Linked DNA regions of Homo sapiens: regions 2, 3, 4 and 5 are each linked to region 1. A link is a loop called in an ENCODE intact Hi-C map of the cell type or tissue named here. Cell type or tissue: HCT116. All regions are shown on one strand.

What was found. Hi-C counts contacts between places; a loop is a spot of excess contacts. Peaks named below come from ENCODE experiments on the same cell type or tissue, not always from the same donor. Only the 100,000 strongest peaks of a DNase experiment are listed, where the experiment ranks them.
Region 2: it touches region 1 in a loop (3-fold over the local background); 49 of 110 quality-filtered maps call a loop at or near these places.
Region 3: a loop joins it to region 1, with 2.2 times the contacts of the local background. A loop is called at or near these places in 4 of 110 quality-filtered maps.
Region 4: a loop joins it to region 1, with 5 times the contacts of the local background. A loop is called at or near these places in 4 of 110 quality-filtered maps.
Region 5: it touches region 1 in a loop (6-fold over the local background); 50 of 110 quality-filtered maps call a loop at or near these places.

The regions. Positions count from the first base shown.
Region 1 is chr10:4,654,581-4,659,580 of GRCh38, forward strand. It overlaps MANCR (mitotically associated long non coding RNA), which reads right to left. Exons shown (of 4, transcript NR_024475.1): 2 at 4,873-5,000; 3 at 3,021-3,145. It overlaps LINC00705 (long intergenic non-protein coding RNA 705), which reads left to right and starts at 1,576. Exons shown (of 3, transcript NR_015425.1): 1 at 1,576-1,740. In HCT116, a CTCF peak has its summit at 2,188 (motif pointing left); a DNase peak (open chromatin) is centred at 2,181.
Region 2 is chr10:3,195,594-3,200,593 of GRCh38, forward strand. No RefSeq gene overlaps it. Among named protein-coding and RNA genes, the nearest start is that of PITRM1, 25 kb to the left of the region's middle. In HCT116, a CTCF peak has its summit at 1,941 (motif pointing right); a DNase peak (open chromatin) is centred at 1,998; H3K4me3 peaks cover 561 bases; H3K27me3 peaks cover 1,566 bases.
Region 3 is chr10:4,389,641-4,394,640 of GRCh38, forward strand. The region is part of intron 1 of LINC00703 (long intergenic non-protein coding RNA 703); the gene reads left to right. LOC105376372 (a long non-coding RNA gene) reads right to left here. Exons shown (of 6, transcript XR_001747337.1): 2 at 1,970-2,315; 3 at 453-517. Among named protein-coding and RNA genes, the nearest start is that of LINC00703, 7.9 kb to the left of the region's middle. In HCT116, a CTCF peak has its summit at 2,239 (motif pointing right); a DNase peak (open chromatin) is centred at 2,231.
Region 4 is chr10:4,172,032-4,177,031 of GRCh38, forward strand. It overlaps LOC105376368 (a long non-coding RNA gene), which reads left to right. Exons shown (of 4, transcript XR_930587.4): 4 at 1,942-2,426. Among named protein-coding and RNA genes, the nearest start is that of LINC00702, 69 kb to the right of the region's middle. In HCT116, a CTCF peak has its summit at 2,319 (motif pointing right); a DNase peak (open chromatin) is centred at 2,350.
Region 5 is chr10:4,510,815-4,515,814 of GRCh38, forward strand. It overlaps the pseudogene RNU6-163P. Among named protein-coding and RNA genes, the nearest start is that of LINC00703, 130 kb to the left of the region's middle. RefSeq lists an enhancer at 3,757-3,806. In HCT116, a CTCF peak has its summit at 2,188; a DNase peak (open chromatin) is centred at 2,197.

The sequences.
Region 1 (5,000 bases):
CTTTTTGATTTATTAGGCAATTTTAAATAGTTTGATTACTACTTCTTTCTGTGTTATATGCACTGTCAATCTGTTCTTCCCTTCAATGGCTGGTTTGTTGTTTTTACCTCAGAACATTCGGTCAAGTGTTTCAGAGGTTAAACTCTATTTGTATATTTATTGCCTTTATGACTTGTACTTTTTCTTTATGGCCTGATTTCGATAATTCTTTTCTCCTTCACAGACCTAAAGAGCTTTTTCTATATTTTCTTCTACAATGTTGAAGTTTTATTTTTTACATTTAATTTCACATTGAGTAAAATTTATTTTTTATCTGTTGTGAACTAGAGATCTGCCTTTTCCATGTGGATATCCAACTTCCCAGGAATATTGAAAGAGAAGCAAATCTTTTTTTTTTTCTTTTTCTCTTTTAGTATACAAAAGGATGTAACAAGATCCCTAGGACAAATCTGATGTTAACTGAATTAAGTGGATTAGTATTAAATTAACTGGCCCGATAATTACAGGAAGGCATTATAAGTCCCTAGGGAGCCCAAGGAGGGTGAAGCCTCATGCCCCTTTGGGTAGTAATACAGGGACTAACTATACTCCTTGCTCCCACAGGACAGAACATTCTCTAGGTTTTTCATTCCCGACTCAGTAGCACTCAAAGCTTTTCTTAAGGTAAATTAAAGTTATGGAGAAAGGCATCACTCTGTAGCCACTGTTTTCCAAGAGTAACATTCCAAGGCAGTATCTAGGGAGCCAGCAAAGATTCTGTCCTGTCTACCATTTTCCCATGAATGACATCATAATAGAACCTCCCGGTCTTATTGCCTTTTCTTATTGGTAACAAAAGATGACAAACTAGGTAATTTATATTAAAAAGTTTATTTAGCTCATAGTTCTAGAGGCTGGAAGTCCACAGTGCCGGCATCTGTGAGGGCCTTCTTGCTGCCTCACCTCATGGCAGAGGGCATCACATGCTCAGAGTGGGAGCAAGGGAGCCAGGGAGAGCTCACAGGCACAAGAATAACGCTGCTGTGATAATAAACCCACTCCTGGGACAGCAACATTCATCCCGTCATGAGAACAGAGCCCTCATTCATCCATTCATCTCATCATAGGGGCAGAAGGATTACATTTCTAACACATGAACTTTTGGGGGACACATTCAATACCTAGCACTCCCAAAATATTCACTAAGAGTGAGAGTAAATTGATTTAATTTCAGACTGTTCTTGGCAGTCCATAAGTAGAGATTTCCAAGTTTTACAATAGAGAATTAAAATGATTGAAAAATATTCTAAAAAAAAAAAAACAACCTGCAGAAGAAAGCTAGAAAATCAGAAGATGAAATATTTTTTAGGCATAAAATATGCATGCAGTTTATAGACAATGGAGATGTGCTAACTCTTGAAAACGTGCTTCGACATCTCAAATTGCTTAAGGCTTTTGCAACAAAATAACTTACCAGTGTCAGGCCATGGTAGAATATGAGTTCACAATGAATTTTTATGCCTGGGTTTCTGTGACCCAAGTTATGCTGAAGAATATGAGAGACACCACCTTTTAAAAATTTTTACATAGCCTGCGGCCACTGCAATTCGTTAATCCCTTTGGAAAATTGCTTAAGCCTGGCATGTTTTGTAATGAACTTTATCTCTTCACTACCAAAAGTCGTAAAAAGGAACTTCAGTGAGGAAAGAAACACAATTGATAATTGAATATTTCAAAGAGATCAGCATTTTAGAAAACTGGGTATGTATTAATATGCTATATCTGACATATGACATGAAAATGACATATATAATATAATTTTGTTTATACTATTATATATTTTATACATTTTGTGTTATAATACATTTTGAATATATGTATATATATACACATACATATATACACACACACAATATATATAGGAAAATAAAATTAAATATTATCAGAATGTTTATTTCTTGATGATGGGAATTTGAGTGGTTCTTTTTTTACTTTATTTCTATTGTTATTCATTTGGTATTTTCCAAATTTTGTTCAGTGATTTTTTATTACTTTTACAATGATAGACATTATGTTTGGAGGCAGAAAAAAGAAGGGAACAGACAAGAAACGTTCATTTGAAAATTCTAAATGCAGAACATACCTGAAGTCAAAGTGTCCCCCGTCACTGAAAAACCAAAGCCACCAATATCAAAGAAGCGTGGGCCCTTCCGCCCCCTACTGTCTATCTTCAGTAACTGTCCAGTGAGTCTCCGCCTTTTGTTAGCAGGAATCTAAGAATCTCCTGGGAAGCTTGCTGTTTGCAAAATTAGGAAATCTTGAGCTACATCCTCAGATAATCTGAGGCTGGATACCCTCAAACTATACTGTGAGAAACATCATCAAAATTAAGTTACATGACGTGATCACAGCTATAGTAATAAAATCAGAAAAAATATGGACATCATATTTAGAAACACAAATTGGCAACGAGATTTCTTTCAGTTTTAAAAAAGTGTATTAGTATATAACATAATATAGTATGTATTAAAATAATATACATTTAAGGGTATATAAATATATGCTTAGTACACATTGTCAGTATTAATATCAATACATTACCTTTTATACATATGTATGTGTGTTTGTTTGTGTATTTATGCACATGCAGCTTTATATTTGCCTATGTAGTTGTATATATGTAGAGTGCATAGTATAGTGTGGATGTGTGCGTATGTGGTATGCATATACCACACACACAGAGTCCTGCACATACACACACAGAGCCATGCATCGTTTAACAATGGGGATACATTCTGAGAAACGCATCCATAGGTGATTTTGTTGTTATGCAAACATCATAGTGTGAACTTTCACAAAACTAGACAGAAGAGCCTACTACACACCTACTGCTGCTAGGCAACAAACATGTACAGCCTGTTATTGTCCTGAATACTGTAGGCAATTGTAACACAATGGTATTTACATATCTAAACATAGAAAAGATACAGTAAAAATATGGTATAAAAGATAAAAATGATGCACCTGTGTAGGACACTCACCATGAATGCAGCTTTCAGGACTGGAAGTTGCTCTGGCTGGGTCAGTGAGCGAGTGGTGAGTGGATGTGAAAGCCTTGGACATTACTGTATGCTACTGCAGACTTTACAAGCACTGTACACTTAGACTACACAAAATGTACAAAAAAATTTCTCTCATCAATAATGAATTAACCTTAGCCCACTATAACTTTTTTTACAGTATAAACTTTTCACTTTGTTTTAACTTTCTGACTCTTGTAATTACACTCCACTGAAAACACAAATCCACTGTATAGCTGAACAAAAATATTGTCTCTTTTTATATCCGTATTCTATAAGCGCTCTTATATTGTTTAATTTTTTAATTTTTAAACTTTTTTGTTAAAAACTAAAACACAAACCACACAATAGCCTACACCTACACGGGGTCAGGATCATTATCACTGTCTTCCACCTACATTTCTTGCCCCATTGGAAGGTCTTCAGGGGCAACGTCACGCATTAAGCTGGCATCTCCTATGATGACAATGCCTTTTTCTGGATAGCTCCTGAAGGAAGTGCCTGAAGCTGTTTCACAACTGACCTTTTAATAATATATTAACATAAAGAGTACAATCTAAAATAACAATAAAAACTATAGCATATTAAACTAGTAACCTAATCATTTATTATCATTGTCAGGTATTATGTGCTATACCTTATTGTATGTGCTGTATTTTTATATGACTGGCAGTGCAGTAAGTCTGTGTACACAAGCATCACCACGAACACAGGACTAATGCATTTTGCTACAGTCTTACAGTGGCGACTGCCTGATGAGTTGGCAGGAGTTTGCCAGCTCCATTATAATCTTGAGGGATCACCATGGTATATGTGGTCCTTCGTTGAACAAAACGTTGTTATGCTGTACACGACTGTATGTACTTTTACAAATAATGCTGCATTTGTCTTTTTAGAAATTATCAAGATCCTAACCTGCGATTAACATCTGCATTTTAACTCTAAAGCTGATAAAAGCTTTTCCTCACTTTGAAGTTATTTGAAGTAGCAGGTTTTTTAAAAGATGACATATATAAGTTCTTAAAAATCATTATTTACTAATTTCAGCATTTCTTCTGAGCTAAGTTTAATATTGTAAAATCTCACAAGCAATTTATTTAAGGTCAGTTAATGACATTGAAGCCAAATTCCTTTTTAAAATACGCTCTCAGTTGCAATTGAACACAGTTACACGTGCCTCTTTGAAGGAAAACGTAGGCACAGTGATAAATGCAGCGTTTCCTTACCCATAACCAAATAGAAATAGCTGCATCAACATTCCGAGCCCAGGACAAATAGGGCTGAAAAGAAAACAAGAAAAAATCATCAGTTTGGCAGCAAATCCACTGTCACTATACTCCCTGGCACTTGCCTTTGGCCTGGAAAGCACTTGTCAATAACGGCTTCTTTGTTTTCTGAGACGTCATCTGTAAATACTGAAATATTGAAACCTAGTCCAGGCTTTGATACCGCATTCTTAAACCTGTTTTGAAAACCTGAGATAATTGCTTTAAAAATGCCTTCATCTATCTGTTATTTGATTTAGAAATACATTGGATTAGGTCTTATAAGTCAAGCAGAAACTTGTCTTTTTTTTTTTTTTTTTTTCTAGACGGAATCTCACTCTCACCAGGCTGGAGTGCAGCGAGCAATCTCGGCTCACTGCAGCCTCTGCCTCCTGGGTTCAAGCAATTCTCCTGCCTCAGCCTCCCGAGTAGCTGGGATTACAGGTGTGAGCCACCACACCCAGCTAATTTTTGTATTTTTAGTAGAGACAAGGTTTCACCATGTTGGTCAGGATTGTCTCGACCTTCTGACTTCGTGATTCACCTACCTCAGCCTCCCAAAGTGCTGGGATTATAGACGTGAGCCACCATGCCAGGCCGAAACTTGCCATTTTTAAACATACACACTTGTCCTTTATGTGATGTTCTCCTGGTGCTGAATCTGTCTGCCATTCCC
Region 2 (5,000 bases), 1.5 Mb before region 1:
ACTCTGTTTCTTCTTCTACAAAACGACAATGTTCACGGAAGAGCTCCTGGCTCAAGCGTTATCAAGATTCATGAGTACATACAGGTAAAGCACCCAGCACAGAGTATCATATAAATGCTTGTTGCTATGAATATCATCCTATTCCCTGGTGGTGTTTGGGGAACCTCTTTTCCCTTCTCTCCCGGGTAGATTCGCCTGCAGTGAGTGGGAGTTCTGTGGCTCCTGGGGTCATCGGCTGAGTCCCTCTCCGGCTTCTCCTTCCTGACTGTGAATTGCTGTGTGGCCACGCTTGGGTGTGTCTCTCTCCATTCTCTGTTGCTCGTGGCAGCTGTCGCTTTGGAGTCATGATTCCAGTTGGAACTGAGAAGCAAATACTGCCCACCTGGCCATGGACACTGGCTGCCCGTTCAGAAGCTGTCCAGCCACCAGCAGCTGCCCTCTGAACGACTGCCTTCTAGAATGTCTAGTTTGCCAAACATCAATTTGTTAAAATTACAGGTTTATTGTTTCTTTGAAACCAACTTACCCCACATCAGGCCACAAACTGAATATGTAATTCCAGGGTACTGAGCCTGGCTGGTGTTGACGCTGCTTCACTTTCTTGTTTTCTTTTTTCTTTTCTTTTTCTTTTTCTTTTTTTTTTTTTTGAGATGGAGTCTCACTCTGTCACCCAGGCTGGAGTGCAGTGGCACGATCTCAGCTCACTGCAGCCTCTGCCTCCCAGGGTTCAAGCAATTCTCATGCCTCAGCCTCCCAAGTAGCTGGGACTACAGGCGCCCGCCACCACATTCGGCCAAGTTTTGTATTTTTAGCAGAGATGGGGTTTCACCATGTTGGCCAGGGTGGTCTTGAACTCCTGACCTCAGGTGATCCGCCCATCTCGGTCTCCCAAAGTGCTGGGATTACTGGTGTGAACCACTGCGCCCGGCCAACATTTCACTTTCTAAAGCCACATTTTTAAGGTACGCAGCCCACGCTTCATGCCGGGCCTGGGAGGGGGTTCCTGGTTGTAAACCTGTCTCTGACCTCCCAGCTGGCTCAGAGATGTCCCCAACCCAGAGTCCAGAGGACAGCCCACTTTGGGGAGGAAGCTCGCTTGGGGTCCTGGGTGTAAAGCCAGCCAAAGCAACACCACATTTCTGGCCTTGGCTGGAAAAGGGCAGCTGAGAGCATCACCCCTGTCTGCCGGCCACGGTCTTCTCTCTCCTCTCAGAAACGGGTCTTGGATCTCTTCAGATCGTGTGTCCATCAGGCTAGACTGGGAACCAGTTTTCAGTTGTAGCCTTTCTAAAGAGGCGTCACTATTGTTTCTGTTTCTATTTCAGCTTTCTATCACGTTCCCTCAGTCCAGGGAGACCTGGGCATGGAATTCCCATCTCAGCTCGGCCTCTGCCGTGGTCTGCAACTTGCTGGCGGTCTCCCAAGAGTCATCCCAGCAAACGTGGGGGCTCTTTTGTCCTGTTATGTGAATGGCCACCACGGGGAACATTCCCGCCCACTGGGGCCTGTGGGGGCTGTGTTCACCCCGGGGTGGGGAGGGGGGTCTGGCCCTGCAGGTGGGTCCTCAGGCCCCAGGCAGGGGTGTCCTTGGATGAGCTGTCCTGCTGGGGGGCCATGCAGAGCTGCCGAGGAGAAGGAACAGGCAATGAGGCCGAGGCCAGGGGCGTCCCCTCGCTTCCTTCCAAGGCTTCCTTCCGGGACCTCTCATCTTGGAGGCTGCTTTTTCTTTTGGTTCATTTCATCTGGATTTTACCAAGGAGAAAAATGCACTGGGGGAAGCAAGGAGTTACAGGCCGAGGGCTGAGTGGTTTGCTTTAGTCCTGCACACCCCAGACACCCCGGCCGCTTTCCCAGCAGTCCAGGAATTAATTCCAGGAATGCTCTGCGTCCCAGCCTCCTGCAGCGGGACTCTCTGTCCGCTGCTTCCAGCCGAAGGCCACCGGAGGGCAGCAGAGGCCTGGCTGAACCGGGCCGGGCGCTGCCGAGACTCTGGGAACGTCTCCCACTCAGTCTCCCTCGTTCTACAGCTGGTAGCAGGCAGGTGCTGCTGGTTCCTTCCATCAGGAGGGAGTGACCGCTGACCATTGCGTTACCACATGGAGCAGCGAAAGGAGACGTCCCCATCAGGTCTTCCAGCAACGGCAGCTCAGAATTTTCACTGGGATCTCTCAAAAATGCATTCATTTAAGGGATAGCTGTCTGTTTGTGGATTTCTTAGGGTTGAGTCATTACACGAGGCTTATCAGGGACAGGGATCAGTGCTTCGGTGTCACTGGTGAAAAGAAGCTCATAAAACAACTTTCGGGATTAGCTCATTCGCCAGTGATTGCGACTGTGGCAAACCACACTGCCCCCAGCACGGCGGGTGTCAATTATGTGACACAGACTCTAAAACGAGGTGATGTTAAAGAGGCTTCATAAAATTGTCTTGTATACAACTCCCAGAATATTACTTAGGAATATAGTTCCACTGAGTGCAAATGCAGTCAATATTTATTTGAAAATGTGAAAATCTAGCCAATTGGATATATGCAGGTGATTGAGATAATTCAAACTTTAATGTCTTTTTGAATATTGCATTCTCTTGTTTATTCTTTGGCATTTAAACCAGTCTGAAGCTCAGCTGATTCTCATGATTTAGGATTGGAATGCCCAGTGTTTCAGGTGAATCGTGTTTAGGGCTAATTTGGGCTCTGAGAAGGGCCCATTCGTTACTTAAGAAGTGCTTGGTTGTCTTAGCCAGCTCGGGCCGTGACAAAATACCGAAGACTGAGTGACTTCAGCAGCAAACAGGGATTCCTCACAGTTCTGGAGACTGAAGTCTAAGGTCAAGGCACCGGCAGATTCACTTGCTGATGAGGGCCTTTTCCTGGTTGAGAGAGGGCACCTTCTCACTGTATCCTCACATGGGGGTGGGGGAGAGAGAGAGAGGAGAGACAGAGAGAGGAGAGGGAGAGAGAGAGAGCTCTGCCCCCTTCCTCTTCTTTTTACAGCGCTGGTCCCATCGTGGGGCCCCAAGTCATAGCTTCATCCAACCCTCATTGTCTCCCCAAGTTCCTGCCTCTAAATACTGCCATATGAGGGGCTTGGGCTTTGACATGAATTTTTGGGGTGAACACAAGCATTCAATGCATGCCCAAGGGGACACTGGTGGTCATGTGATGGCCGAATTGTGTCTCCCAGGAAATCCTACATGGAAGCCCCAACCCCTGGGACCTCAGATTATGACTGTATTTGGAGATAGGGTCTTTAAAGAGGTAATTAATGTAAAATGAGGCCATCAGGGTAGTCTCTAAACCACAGGGTTGATGTCCTGATAAGAGGAGGAGATTCGGATGCAGGTGCACACAGAGGGACGACCCTGTGAGGACACAGGGAGAAGACGCCGTCTGCAAGCCATGGAGAGGACTCAGGATGAACTGGCCCTGCCCACACCATCATCTCAGACTTGCAGCCTCTAGGACTGTGAGAAATACCTTGCTGGGAGTTAAACCCCCAGTCTGTGGTGCTTTGTGGCGACAGCCCTCGTGCACAGAGACACCAGGCTGGGGAAGCGTGGCTCAGCCTTGAAGAAGCAGCAGAGAGATCACACAGATGGAGACAGATGTGGGGAAGGGATCCAGCCACTGGCCTCAGCTTTTCTGCACCCCCTTAGCTCCTGCTGACCTGGAGGTCTCTCCCAGCCTGGGTTTAGTTTTAGTAGAAATCGGGGCAGCTTTCTCACACATTCAGGCAGAACAAACACAGAACAGACGGTCACGTGCACGGATGTCATGGGGCAAACTGAAGCACAAACACACACGGGCCTCACCTGCCCAGCGCAGCCCCAGGGTCCCCAGTCTGGTTAGGGTCCCTGGCTGGTTAGGGTCCCTAGCTGCTTAGGGTCTCCTCCACTGTCAGGGCAGGTGAGGCCCATTTGTGTGTCTGGGCCGGGACCAGAGTGAGAATTCAGGTTGTGGTGTCAGCAGGCGAACAGGGAGGTGAGGAGGGCAGCTTGCAGGGACCAGCAGGTAAGGCAGAAGAGGAACTTCAGACACAGAGAAGTAAATGAGGAAGCAAATCGCAGCACACAGAGGCATCTGCGGGGCTCGTTTCTGGAAGGCTGAGGATGGAGGAGTATGTGTGTGGTCTCAACCATGCGTCAGGAAACCCACTGAGTCAAAGCTGCTCGCCCTGGCTCAGGTGCTGCTGGCTGCTCCTGGCTGCCTTACAGCCTTCTAAGAGCCCGCTGGAAACTCTCCAGACCTGGCGGCAAGCAGGTCCCTAGGTGTCAGGACTCATGGCTGCAGGCTTATTCCCTAGGCTCAAGGCCACCATCCTGCGAATGAGGCAAACGATTGGAGCCCTGTCCCATCTGATCATAACTGATGCTTGCAAGTCTTATAAAACAAGTAAAAACTGAGCACTTACTGTGTGCCGGGTGGTCTGTTTGGGGTTGAAAGCATCCACATGAACAAGACATCCTTCATCAGCCAGAAGGGTGGATTCTTTTGGAGGGAAGGGGTGCCAGGTAGCTGGTTGTGCAGGGGATCCTTGTAGATGGCCAAGACATAAAGCCCACCTTTCCAGGAAGCCAGACGCATTGCTCCTGGCGTAGTGCTCGGCCCAGCTGTCGAACTTGCCCTGCTCATTACTGAGGACTCTGACTATATTGGTCTGCTCTCACGCTGCTAATAAAGACATACTGGAGACTGGGTAATTTATAAAGGAAAGAGCTTTAATGGACTCGCAATTCCACAGGGCTGGGGCGGCCTCAAAATCATGGTGGAAGAGCAAGGGACGTCTTACATGGCAGCAGGCAAGAGAGAGCTTGTGTAGGGGAACTCCCCTTTATAAAACCATCAGATCTCATGAGACTCACTCACGATCAAGAGAACAGCACAGAAAAAAAACCCACCCCCATGATTCAATTACCTCCCACTGGGTTCCTCCCATGACGCATGGGAATCGTGGGAGCTACAGTTCAAGATGAGATTTGGGTGGGGACAGAGCCAAACCCT
Region 3 (5,000 bases), 260 kb before region 1:
GAGCTCCCCTAAGACTGCAGCGCCACGCTGGACACTAAGCCTCCCGCAGGTCCTCCAGTGACCATGCCAGTGTTCCTAGCCCTCAGGGATCCAGCAGCTTCTGTTCCAGGTGAACACCTCTGGGCTGTGTCTCTCCAGATGAACCTGTCTCTCCAGATGTTGGTGCTGTAGTTTGCTTTGCAACCTCAGTTCTCTGATGGCTCTTATAAAGTTGTTTTCAGTTTTTCCAGATTTTTTCTATTGTAAGGACAGAGTGACAGCTCCAAGTTCTTTCATGTTAAAACTGAAAACCTAAGCCCATACATATTGTATTTTAACAACTGTAGACATATGATTAAACTTGGACATTTTTAGATTAAATATCTTCCCTTAACTAGAGAGCTTACTTGCCAAGATGATGCAGTTATTAAGTGGTATAGAAAATACCTTTAAAATTACACCCAAGCTCATACCTGTAGCTGATAGTGAGTCAAAACTCCACAGATTTTCCAAGTCAAGTCAGTAGGCTTGCTAGAGGCTGGGAAGACAAGAACACAACATCTAATCTTGTCATCAAATTAAAAAGAACATGACGTAAGTATTGAAGAGCCGGGGCAGGCATCTGAAGAATATTAAAATACCCTTGTGTTAATATGAGTAGGATATAGTGAAAAAGTTAAATAGACAGAAGATGAGTCCAGGAAATCACAAGATACCAGGGATCCTGTCTTCATCCAGAGTTTATGAGTTCCTCCTTTTATGACATGCAGGACAAGTGAGCCTGTGGGGGCAGAGCTGATGCACATGTTCAGTAGGGGAAGAACTCACCTCATTTAAGGACACAGCTCTCAACTAATGATGCCATCAGTATGTTGAGTAATGCATCAAACATTATTAACTATTCCAATTAGATAAATTTTAGCCAAGAGGATTTAAACACATGTGGAAATGCTTGCGTAGACAAGCATTCTCATAGATAAAAATTCTACAATTTACTAAAAAGGGGAACTTTTTGAAGCCAACTTTTAGGCACGCAATGGTGAAAACAAACCAAGAAATTAAAAACTCAGAATGGTTTACTCGTGTAGTGGGGGAAGTTGTATTTCTAATCAAACTCACTTGGATTCAAATCCACTTTTGATTTTTACTCATCATACTCCTTAATTTGCTTAATCAATCTGCTTTCTACCTTCAGCTATGAAATACGCCTCCTGTGTATACAGCATAAGAGTGCTATGAATTATCCTACATCCGTTGAAAATTATTAAAAAGTTACTGTGATTCCCCCCATGATCTGTAGTATATTTGATGTCTGGAGTCATACTTTAACCACCTCTGCATCGCCAATGCACAGCCTAGTCTATGGCCCTGGACAGCGTCCAGTGAAAATTTGATGAACTAAATGTCCTCCCTCCTCTGACCATTTTAAACATTGCAAATTAATGTTCTTAAACTCATTCTTCTTTATTCACTATAAAATAACATGTTCACTACTCTGTACTCTACAAGGCATCATAGCAGTCACCAACAATAAATAAATAAATAAAAAGGTAGAAGGTAGTATCATCCTCTCAAGGAACTTACACTCTATCTGCAGAGATAAAAACACCTACACAGGTGTTTATTAACAACCCTGGGTGAGAGCTAATAAAGTACCCAATGAGTAGAGCAGATGTTGTACTGGTATCTATGTCTTACTGCATATGTGACCCAGAAACAAAAACAGGACTCAACCTGCATTCAGTAAAAAGGAGATTGATTGACTCACAAAACTAAAAGGTTAAAAGAAAACCTGGCACCAGACAAAGATGCTGCAGGGCCTGTCTTTGTCTGGGGCTCCATATCACCTGACTGGCTCCATACCCTGCTCTATATGGTGGAGTCTGGCGTCTTTAGTCTCACGTCACAATGGCATCCAGTCTAGAGTAACAGGGAAACTCTCTCCTCCAAAAACACACACAAGAAGTCATGCCCCTCAAGTTTCACTCACCTTATTGCCTTGCTTTGCATTATGTTATTATCAGGCACCAGTTCCTGTGGCTAGAGGGATTGATTATTGCTGATCAAATTCCCCCAGATCAATGCTCATTTCTGCATCTTGCAGATGGACTTGTCCCTGGAAGAATGTTATGAAGACTGTGGTAGGACAGTGCATTTGCTTCTCCTGAGGATCTTGTTAAATGAGATTCAGATTCAGCAGCTCCAAGGTAGAGCCTGAAGTTCTGCCTTTCTAACACCTCCGGGGGGCACTGCCGCTGCTGGGCTGATGCCACACTTCATTTTAGTTAGCAAGGGATTAGAGGAAGTGTTCCCCAGGGACTGCTGGAAAGTTCTTGCTGCAAGAATGAAGGTGGACAATGAGTGGTAGAAATAACAAATGCATATTCAAAGTGAGGGTTGAGAAGGGTAGCCCAGAGTGAGCTGAGGGCTGGTCACGAGTGGTCTTATTAGGATCCTGTGTGAGAGGGTGGCTTGGGAGCCAGGCTTCCCAGCACGGGACTCACATCTTCCACCAGCTACTCTGTGCCTGTTTCCTCCACTGTAAGATTGAAATGATAGAGCTATTATGTCATAGGGCTGTTAGAGGATTAAATTAGTTACTATTTCTAAAATACTTAGAATAATACTGTACATATACAATGTACTCTAAGTTTGCTCAGATGAAAATAACTAAAATCAGCTACATATAAAATAAGTATTTATTGGGGGTAGTGTTTATTTTTTAATTTCTTTTTTGTGAGATGGTCTTGCTCTGTTGCCCAGGCTGTAATGCAATGGCTCAAACACTGTTCATTGCAGGCCCGACCTCCCAGGCTCAAGCAATCCTCCTACCTCAGTCTCCTGAGGAGCTGGTACCCACCCACCATGCCTGGCTATTTCTCTGTTTTTTTTGTATTTTGTTAGTAGAAACAGGGTTTCACCCATTGCCCAGGTTGATCTCAAACTCCTGGGCTCAAGTGATTCGCCCACCCTGGCTCCCAAAGTGCTGGGATTACAGGCATAAGCCACCGCACCTGGCTGGGGATAGTGTTTAAAAAGGCAATATCAATAGGCTAGAGTTAGTGGTTCTCACACTTTAGCATGTATCAAAATTACCTGGAAGGCTTGTTAAAAGAAAGACTGTTGGGCCTCATTCCCGGTGTTTCTGATTCCACAGTTCTCAGGAAGTACCTTAAGCATGTCACTTCTAACAAGTTTTGCATTGATGTTGATGCGGCCGGCGTGGGGACCTAAGTTTGTGAGCCATCAGGCTGGACTGCGTGTCTCAAACAGGAGGGCACATTGAATGGGGACGAGGAACCCAATCCGACACAGAGTGAAAAGGATCTTAAACGCTGCATGTTGAGATAAAGTCTGCAGCTGAGAAAATGATGCTACATGATCATTTATATTCTCCTAACAATTTTTATTCCTACGGCTTGCCGCTGCATAGCAGTGACATAGGGAAATGCAACGAACCAGCAGAAGTGCCTCATTGGTGTTCTCCATGCTTGAATTACCTTCTCAGATTATAAGTTCAAGACATAGAATTCTCCCCTGTTTCCTTGAAGACCTGGTGATTTAATATCCATTCAATCTTCCAGTCTTTGTAATCTAACTTCCATCATGCATCTCCAGGTCAATTAAACACAGTAAAGAAGTGGGAATTAGGAGTCCTCTCTTCTAGCTAAAGCGAAGCCTCCAGCAAAGTCTTGGGCACAGCCCTCAACTCTCCACAGACTCAGGATCCTTGTCAGGTGAAGACGAAAATAAACCACCTCTACGTTCTCTTTCTCCACGCAAAGCTCCAGATTCAGCACTGTGGGATTTGAGTAGCCCATTCTGTTCTCCTGCCTACCTGCCTGCCTGCCTGCCTGGTTATAAAACAAGAAAGACGTTTCTAGTTATAGAACCTTTATTCCAATGTGAGCCATTCATGTTCCATCGAGAAATGTGGAATTTGACATTGAAAATTAACAAGTATAGGTTCCTTTGGCAGCAGAACCTGGTCAATGGTGACGCTCTGAAGTGTGGATTTATGAGGTGGTCCAGCGCCCCTATGTCTTAGGGACTGGCCTTTTAAATTTCACAAATCCTATCAGAAACACTTCCCACACTCTTCATATTTTTTGGTTTATGTTAATTGTGTTTAGGGTCTATTAAATGCAATGACAAAAGCAGCAAATTGTATTTCTACAACTTCATTTTTCCCTGATATATTTTTGTATCCTTAAATACAAATGATTCGCTGAACCTGACATCTGTAAATACACTGAATAAAGGGAGATATAAGTATACAGGACAAGTACCATAGCCTTCACTACAGCAATCTCATTAGACTCCACCCCAATTTTCCAGAGAATTCTTGTAAATGTGGGAGAGTGTTTTATTTTCCACTAAATGTGGGATTAAGATTTAAGCAATTTTATAAAAACCTTCAAGGACAGACTGTCTTGTCATATAAAGGATTTGAGGGCGATCTAGTGAAGGGATATCTTGATAACGTAATAAACTAGACAATCTCCTGAATACACCTGAATTTTAAAAATACGCTCCCTTGAGTGATAGTGCTTCTAACCCCAGTAACTTGTGGTAATCATTTTCTTCCACTCCTCATGACTTTGGCTATATTTTTTTTCCTAGGAGAGATCGGCCTAGTCATCCTTGTTGCCTTTGTTTATTTTTAAGTATAAATGTCCCTCTAGAAATGAAAATACATCCTTCAGATATATTGTTTAAAAAGGACTGTTCAGGGACAGGTGTGGTGTCTCATGCCTGTAATCCTAGCACTTTGGGAGGCCGAGGCGGGCGGATCACTTGAGGCCAGGAGTTCTAGGCCAGCCTGGCCAACATGGTGAAACCCTGTCTCTACTAAAAATACAAAAATTAGTCAAGCATGGTGGTGCATGCCTGTGATCCCAGCTACTTGGGAGGCTGAGGCAAGAGAATCGCTTGAACCTGGGAAGTGAAGGTTACTGTGAGCCAAGATCAAGCCACTGCACTACAGCCTGGGCGACAGAGCAAGACTCCGTCTCAGTAAA
Region 4 (5,000 bases), 480 kb before region 1:
ACTGTCATACATCTGCTTTGCAGCTTTTAAAAGTGTACTGACAGAATTAGAAAAAAAAATCTTAAAATTCATATGCACTCAAAAAAGAGGCTGAATAGCCAAAGCAACCCTAAGCAAAAAGACCAAAGCTGGAGACATTATATGACCTGACTTTAAATTATACTACAAGGCTATAGTAACTAAAACAGTGTGGCACTGTTATAAAAATAGACACATGGATCAGTGAAACAGAACAGAGAAGCAAGAATGAAGCCACATACCCAACTGATCTTCAACAAAGTCAACAAAAATGTACATTGGGGAAATGACATCCTATTCAATAAATGGTGTAGGGAAAATTAGATAGCCACATGCAGATGAATGAAAGTAGACTCAGACCTCCCATCATATACATAAATTAACTCAAGATAAATTAAAGACTTAAATATCAGTCCTCAAACTACAAAAGTCCCAGGAGACAACCCAGAAAAAACTATTCTGAACATTGGCCTAGGCAAAGAATTTATGACCATGTCTTCAAAAGCAAATACAACAAAACAAAAATAGACAAATAGGACTTAATTAAACTAACCACAGCAAAATAATAGTAATAATAATAATAATAATAATAATAATCAATAGCTAAAACGTAAACCTGCAAAATGAAGAAACATATTTGCAAACTATACATCCAACAAAGGTCTAATCTAATCTCCAGAATTTACAAGGAACTCAACTCCACAAGAAAAAAAGCAAATAACCTAATTAAAAATTGGGCAAAGAATATGAACAGACATTTTTCAAAAGAAGGCATTCATGTAATCAATAAACCTATGAAAAAAAGCTCAACATCACTAATCATCAGAGAAATTCATATTAAAACCAAAAATGTGACACCATCTTACACCAGTTATAAGGGCTATTCTTAAAAATTTCTAAAACCAATGTTGGCAAGAATGTGGAGCAAACAAACCCTTATACACCATTGGTGGGAATGTAAATTAGAATAACCTCTAAGGGAAACAGCATGGAGATTTCTCAAAGAATTAAAAGTAGAACTACATTCATTCCAGCGACTTTACTCCTGGGTATCTACCAAAGGGAAAGAAATCGTTATATCAAAAAGAGAGCTGCCCTCATGTGTTTATTGCAGCACTATTCACAATAGCAAAGATAGGAAATTGACTTAACTGTCCACCATTGGATAACTGGATAAAGAAAATGTGGTGTATATATACCATGGAATACTACTCAGCCATGAAAAGAATGAAATTGTCTTTTGTAGCAACAGGGATGGAACTGGAGGCCATTGTCCTAGGTGAAATAACTTAGAAATAAAGTCAAATACTACATGTTCTCACACTTAAGTGGGAGCTAAACAGTGGGTACACATGCACCTACAGGGTGGAATAATAGACACTGGAGACTCCAAAATGTAGAAGGCTTCGGGAGTGTGAGTTGAAAAATTACCTACTGAGTACAACATACACTATTCGGGTGATGGGTACAATGAAAGCCCAGGCTTCACTGCCGTGCAGTGAAAAATGTCTGTTCATGTCCTTTGCCCAATTTTTAATCAGGTTATTTGCTTTTTTTCTTGTAGAGTTGAGTTACTTGTAGATTCTAGAGATTAGATTGGACCTTTGTTGGATGCATAGCTTCCAAATATGTTTCTCTATTCTTCAGATTTATGTTTTCTCTAAAACTGCAGGTTCATGTTTTCTCTGTGGGTTTATGTTTTGCACAACCACCATGTTTTCTTTTTAAGATTTTTTTTGAAGAAATCTGCACTTGTACCCCTTAAATCTATAAAAATTTCACCATGTTTTTGAAGTGTGCCAATGTTTTTACCTTACGAATTTTTTTTTAAGTGTGATGATGTTTTTACCTTTTGCGTTATCCCTTTCATTACAGGTTTGTGTCTTCAACAAAATCCCTTCATAATTGTTTCTTTTGCTTCAGACGAGAGAAAAAGTCGACACCTGCTTTCCTTCTGCCATCGTCGCTGGGAAGTGTCCTCTTGTCCATCTCCTGTCCAGAGGCGCCTTCCTGCTGTGCCCCCCGGAATATGGCTCTTTCTGATTTTACCAGCCCTTTTCACATCACTGCACCCAGGGGAAACGTCCTCTCCCCAGCCTCCTAAAGTGTGGCCATGCTATCTCCTTCCTGAGACACTTTCCTCTGGAGATTGCCCTGCTGTGATAGCCTAGTCATTGCCATCCCGGACACTCATGGTACCCTGTACCCGAACCAAATCAGAGCACTTTGACACAAGGCAGCCTCCAGGCAGGGGTCACCCTGGGATTGTAAGATCCATGTCACTCCAACAGAGCCTCTTCCTTCCCTCTCACTGGTTTCTGCCAACAGAGGGCGGCCAGGCACCACGCCCATATGCCTTGAATCTGAGCTAACCACCATGTAGGATCTAAGAAAAATATGCTTACCAGATGATGTTGGCCAGGCGCAGTGGCTCACGCCTGTAGTCCCAGCATTTTGGGAGGCCAAAGCCGGCGATCACTTGAGGTCAGGAGTTGGAGACCAGCCTGGCCAACATGGTGAAACCCTCCGTCTACTAAAAAAAAAAAGTGCCGCTTCAAAAAAAAAAAAAAAAAGCCAGGCATAGTGGCATGCTCCTGTAATCCCAGTTGCTGGGGAGGCTGAGGTGGGAGAGTGGCTGGAACCTCGGAGGCGGAGGTTGCGGTGAGCTGAGATCGCACCAGTGCACTCCAGTCTGGGTGACAGAGCGAGACCATCTCAAAACAAAACAAAAAAAAAAAAAAAAGAAGGAGAGATGATGCTGCATGCCTGGTATTGCGATCTCAAAAGAGTGATCATTCTACATACATTCTTAGCAAAACCTTCTGTTTTTTGCAAACCTCAATAAATTATTGTATGTGCGTCATAAACTGCTGTAGAATTTTGTCCAGGCTCAACACCAGAATTTCTCCGTGAAAATCAGGAAAACAGCCAGTCTGTGGCACTTCTTCCTTTCCCAAAGAATCGTCAGTTTCCTGCACACGTGGAGGTTCCCGAGGCAGCACAGGGCCTTGTGTTTCTGGAAACATTGACGTGCAAGCCCTGATCCAGCCCATGTGAACAGGTTAACCTCACCTCTCCCAATTGGGGAGGTTATTCTCTCTGGTGAAGAAGATTTAAAAACCGTGGAACAGAGCAATTTTGTTTTCTGTCTGCCCCATGTCACCTTCACGCCTTGCCCAAAATGATTTTGTCAAAAACCCAGTGAAAACAACAAGTATGTTTTGTTGTGTTTGTGTGTGTGCTGTTAAACTTTCTGACAGGCTTCACGTATTCTGCACTTAAACTTTCTAGAAAATGTTCCTACAAGTCCATGTGCCTTTGAATATGTCCATGGTTAGATTGAATTTATGGAAACCCCGCTTACATACACTGGTATTTTAAAATATATCTCCCCATCCATTCTCTCTCATTTTCGGTTTTTTATATTTTGGATTGTTTTAAGCCTTGTTATTTATAAACTCGTGAGTTAATCTTTCCATTTTTAAGGTGGTAGAACCACTTTCATAGAGAATAATTGCATCATGACAGAAGTTGCTGCTTGCTCAGAAGTGACAGAGCATGAATTTAAAGTTAGGCCTGTCTGACTCCAGAGCTGGCATGTGTAGACGCTGACAACAAAGTGCAGACACATGTGTCCTGTCCCTGTCTTGGTGTGGCTTGGACATTGGGATTATAGCGGGCTGTCAAGGTTGAGAACCACTGGCCTGGAGCAGCTCAGGCCACCTGACAGCTGAGGGTTGGAGGAGGACATCCAAGATTATTCCACAGACCTCCATGTGGGCCTGAGTTGCAACCTTACACCCATAGAAGGTAGGACAGGGAGATGAGGGACCCCAGCCTTGAGAGGAATGAGTGACAACAGCTTCAGCTGGCCCCTGCTCAGCTTCTTCTGTTACCATAGACATGACTTGGGTTTAGAAATAAGTGTCCCCTCAGACTCGAGTTCAGCAGATGGTGTGAGGGAGACAGAGAAATGTGGAATAAGAAGGGGAACAGACAGTGGCCAGGGCTTCAGGCTGCTGCTGGGCCCTAGAACACCAAGTTCGGGTTGTTATTTTGGTGATTCAGAAGCAGAAGTTTCAAAGAGGGAAAGTTAAACCAGTGTGCAGCCAATCAGGATGCTATTCAAAGAACACTTGGTAAACAGCAGTGTCTAGGTTTTCATTGTTCTTCCTCCCACTTGTTTTTAGAAGCTGCAAGACCACACAAATTCTGGGTGGACCAAAGAATTCTTATCCTCAAAGGGAGAGAGAACATTATTGGCTTTGCCAGTTCTTTAGTGCACAGATCAAAGACTCCAAGGACTGCTGGGCGCGGTGGCTCACGCCTGTAATCCCAGCACTTTGGGAGGTCCAGGCGGGCAGATCACTTGAGGTCAGGGATTCGAGACCAGCCTGGCCAACATGGTGAAACCTCATCTCTACTAAAAATACAAGAATTAGTCAGGCATCACTGCATGTGCCTGTAATCGCAGCTACTCGGGAGGTTGAGGCAGGAGAATCACTTGAACCCAGGAGGCGGAGGTTGCAGTGAGCCGAGATTGTGCCATTGTACTCCAGCCTGGGAGACAAAGTGAGACTCCTTCTCTAAAAAAAAAAAAAGACTCCAAGGACAATTGGCATGAGAGGAGATGCAGTGTGGCTAGTTCATTCGTTTCTGAAAAATCACCAGATTAAAGTGAATGGGGAACTGAAATTTTTTTAAAAAAAGAAACTTAAAAAAGATGAATCATGAATTTTTTGTTAAAAATATTTTGATGAAGAAGCCAAACTGGATGAAAAAAAAATAACTGTGTCCTTGACAGTCTAGAAGAAGGTGGCATGAAATGGCCTGCCTGTCTTTGTGTGCATGTGGCTAAGTGCAATACTTGTGTGTACATGTGTGCATTAGTGTGTGCATGTGGCTATGTGCAATACTTGTGTGTACATGTGTGCATGAGTGTGTGCATGTGGCTATGTGCAATACTTGTGTGTACATGTGTG
Region 5 (5,000 bases), 140 kb before region 1:
TTCTAGTTTAAAATGTAGTTTCACTATTCATTGGACACTTTAAATTCTCCAATAAGATGATAAATATCAGTTGCCATAGAAATGTTACTGCTCGAAATGTTATTAAAAGTAGGTTTTTGTTATCTGGCAAAACTCACTATAGGGATTATTATTGATAATGATAGGGAGATTCCTTGTGAGATGAAGTAAGAAAGAAGGAAACTGGCATTTGTCAAGGGACTAGGAATGCCCACTGCTGTTCCTTGTTTTGCAGGCATGGTCTCATTTACTTTGTTTCACCAAAATTGCAGGTGAGTTTTACCCCCCATTTTATAGTTGAAGAAATTGAAACGCAGAGACAAAATATTCTGTACAAGATCACAGAGCCGAGAATGTGGGAAGCACCGAACTAGGTGACTTTCAAACCTTTGAACTCAACATCACCTTCTCTCTCCAATAATCCAGAAAGGAATGCATGATTTAGCTTCCAAAACAGAGCTTCCAAAAATTAAACACACTATTTACTGAGAGTTGATAGGATTCTACAGAACAATAAATCTCTTAAAAAACATTAAAATGAATTGTAAAAACTACTAAATTTGCTCAGAGCTGTCACTTCATTTTATAATTACTGGGAAATATGATATCATGGATCGACAATGTCTGCCCGCAGGTGATTTGGCTTCAATCTAATGGAGTTGCAAGAGAAATGAATACTGGAAATTCAATTTCTGCTTCTTTGGTGGAGAGGTTTAGTTGTTTCTCTGCCTTGAGTCCCACACTGTGACATCATTCTAATAGAAATAGAAGAACGGCTGGCCAAATTTAGGACATGCATGAACTTTGTGATTTCATACATTTGAAATACATTCAAATCTTTAGAAGTCCGTTTGTGAACTATAAAATAAAAGAACATTACTTCCCTTTTCCAAGAAAAGTGCCTCCCAATGTCTTCTTGGACGTGATATTTCCTCCACAAAATCAGGCTTCAATGAGCTAAGTGTGAGTAAATTAGAAACATATGTACCAAATGGTCTCTGTTATAAACTCCTTTATTAAGGAAACACTCAAATGCTCTAACAATGAACAGGACAATCTGAAGATTTCGGTACACATTAAACCTGCTTAAAAACTCCTAATTCAACACCTTTATGGGAGTATAACTTAACTAGAGTGCACCAATTCTAACGCTTAGTACTCAAGTCATTAGCTCTTCTTAAAACCAAGTCTAAATGCAATTTAAGATAAAATACTCCTTTGTAGCAGTCCCTCCAAGCAGCAAAGTCACCTCAGAAGGAGACAATAAATATATAAATACAAACCAACACAAAAAGCAAAATTCAAAGAAGGAAAAAAATCATACTTTTGATCTGGGCATTTCCATTCAAGCTTTTCTGAAAGGTGAAAGAGGTGGGATAGTTTTTCTATTAGAAATGGCTATCAGAATTTTTCATGTTTGTCTTAGAGAAACTGAAATTGATTTATGTTTAATAAATAGCACGCAACACAATGCAAATACAGAAAAAATCTACAACACATTGTATGTAAATATCAACACGTTGTCAACTCCTCAATACATCTCCCAAGGAATTTGCACTCTGACTTATTTTCATGTTATTGGGAACGGATTACAATTGTTTTCCCGTGCATTTGAGAATGCTTGTGATCCCAGAAGATATACGTTAGAATCTTTACTTTGAGAAGATTTGGAATGACAATAGCTGTCATTCTCTCTTACTTTTAAGTATAGTTTTATGCATGATCTATAGATCTTAAAAAAATTCAAGAAGTTTTAAAATCCATAATTTATGTCTCAATTCTTACTCTATATATTCTTATATCAGCAGCCCTGGTATACCATAACATCTTTGACAAACCCTGGGTTCTGTTCACCTTATAAGGCATCTTCTCCAATGGAATGCAGCCAGCCCTGTGTATTTCATCAACCTTCAAAGATCAGTTCTGTTTCAGTGCAGGATGACTGTGTTTTGGCAAGAAGCAACGAAGTCTTGAGTGTGTGGAGGATTTAAAAATCAATCTAATCTTTCATAACAGCACCAATGGCCCTTTTAGTTTTAATGTCCCCAAATAATAAAGGATGGTTGTTGAACTGGATATAGCAGGCTTAGCAGATTGTTTTTCTAATTGGTGTTTTTTTCATCTTAACTTCAACCTTGGCATTTTCCTTCTGGATTTGAACACAGCATTTCCTCAAGTGGGCGCCAGAGGAACTTGAGAACCCCAGCCTTTGTGCACGGCTGTGCAACCTGGACTTTGTCGAGACAGGAGTGCATTACCATGACATTTAAGGAGGAGAACAAGCTGCTCTGAATTGTGTCAATCTCACTTGTGATCTATTTTTGAACAATGTACTAGAAAGATATTCCCGTTCACACAGAACTAGTGATTTACCCTCTGGTGGATTCTACCCCTCCAGCTACTTGGCGATAAATAAAGCCAGAGTGGAGAGAGAGTGTAAATAAAAATTAACTGTACCCAATTGGCTCCCCAATGCTTTCATTTATGCATGCTTGTTTGATGAGGTACTTTTCTATTTTTTTTTTTTTTTTGAGATGGAGTCTCACTCTGTCTCCCAGGCTGGAGTGCAGTGGTGCAATCTCGGCTCACTGCAAGCTCCGCCTCCCGGGTTCACGCCATTCTCCTGCCTCGGCCTCCCGAGTAGCTGGGACTACAGGCACCCGCCACCACGCCTGGCTAATTTTTTGTATTTTTTAATAGAGACGGAGTTTCACCGTGTTAGCCAGGATGGTCTCGGTCTCTTGACCTCGTGATCCACCCGCCTCGGCCTCCCAAAGTGCTGGGATTACAGGCGTGAGCCACCGCGCCTGACCTTGATGAGGTACTTTTCAAGTCTTCTTAATTGCCATATAAAATAAGGCCTCTGGTAATCAAAAGCCCTAAAAAAAATGTTGGGGGGGGGTTGTCCACCTTGGTTGGGGAGGGTTGTCCACCTTGGTTGGAGGGGGTTGTCCACCTTGGTTGTGGGGGGGTTGTCCACCTTGGTTGTGGGGGTTGTCCACTTTGGTTGTCTTCAAATTTTCCTTGTTGGTTTTTCACTTTCCAACTTCATTGCCATTTCAGTAACTCCTGGGGGTATATGGCACCCCGCAAACCTGGCGCTGCCATGGCCGGACAGAGAATCCAGGAGCTCTGATCCTCCCACCAATACCTACTGTGGTGTGGAAACTCTCCTGTCTCTTTTACTGAGCCAAGATAATGTTAGACAGCCTTCAAAGAAGTGCTTTAACAATTAAGAGAGCGAAAGAAATATATGTATAGAAAGAGAAAGAAACAGAGACAGACAAGCAGATACACACACACACAGAGGGAAAGAGAGAAAGCTGGAGGGGAGAGAATAGATAGGAAGAAATATAGAGAGATATATAAAGAGACAGAGAAATGGAGAGAGACAGATACATACAGAGAGAGATAGCAAGAGGGAATAGAAAGGGAGAAATGGAGAGAGAGGAATAGAGAGACAGAAAAATAGAGAGCAACAGATAGGGAGAGAAAAGCAAAATAGAACAGCAGTGCAGTAACACAGTATAAATTCCTAAAACAGTGTGTAGCCACACATTTATTTGGTCATCACTATGTACTGGTTTTTGGACGTCTGTCTCTTTATTCCCTTTGTCCTGAGTGGCTTGCTGTGGACATAGTCTCTATCTGGTTCTTGGGCTAGTGGTACTCTCTCTCAGGGAAACAGTGGCTCCACCCCTCGGCTCTACGTGAGTCTAGGGACTTCGGGCCTGGAAGTTGGAGACCTTCCTTCGTTTCACAAAATCTGCACCACATCAGGTTTCTCCTGCCACTAAAAGCAGAAAACAGCTCTTCCTTTTTCTGCGTCCGTGGGCGGTAACTGGCTGCCCTTTCAGTTCCCGTTTCCCGTCTAGGACGTCCTAATTTTGAACAGAACAAACAGCACTTGCAACACCCAACCCATCAGGAAATCCCGTTGTCTCTGCCTTTGGAAGATCCAGAACCTCATGGATTGTTACCATTTCCCAGCTACTCACCATTGCAGCTGGAAACACCGTCCTCTGTCACTGGATTCCCACGCGCACCCGCCAGCTCCCCTGCTCCAGAGCCTGGCTCCTTCCGCAGCAGCGAGAGGGTCCCCACGCAAGCCAGCCTCAGGTGCTCACTTCAGCAGCACATCTGCTAAAACTGGAACATACAGAGAAGAGGAACCTGGCCCCTGTGTAAACATGACATGGAAATTCATGGGACATTCCATATTTTTATGAATATACTAAAAGCCGCTGAATTGTAGGCATTGAAAATAATACATTTTATGGCATGTGAATTATATCTCAATTCAGCTACTGTAAACTAAATAAACAAAAGTAAACCATGCCCATCCTCCGCTCAAAGCCCTGCAATGGTTATTTCATTCAAAGTAAAGTCTATGTTCTTAAAAAAGCCAAAAAGCTTCCTGTGATCTAACATCTCCCATTCCCATCATTTACAATCTGATTCTTTCTCTAGTTATTTTTCCCCTTACTTCAGGCGGATGCCAATTTGCACTGTTCCAGGAATGTGCCAGGTACCTCGCCCCCCTAGCTGTCCCTTGTTAAGAACCCCTGCAAAGACAGGGTGGACTCGCGGCCCCCAAATTTGGTTCAATGTTGAGATCAATGATGCCACACACACACACACACACACACCAAGACAGTATAACAAGGTGTATTTACATAATGGCAGAACAGGGCAAACCTCTTAAGCAGGTCTCAAACAGTGTGAAAGAGCAAGGAAAGGTGCATAGCTGGGGGTTTTACTGTGGTGAGCAGGGGGTTGGGGTTGGGTAAAGGTGCCCAGATTGAGGGCTTGCGTGATCTGAATCTCCTGCCAGTGTCCAAGTGGGAGCACTTGAGCTTTCTTCTCAGCTTGTCCAGATGTGGGACAAGCTGAAGAGAGGCCCAGGACAAACATTTGGCCAGTGAGGCTTAAATGTTTTCAAGCAGCAGAAACTGGAGTCAGCCTCTTTATCACACAGCTAT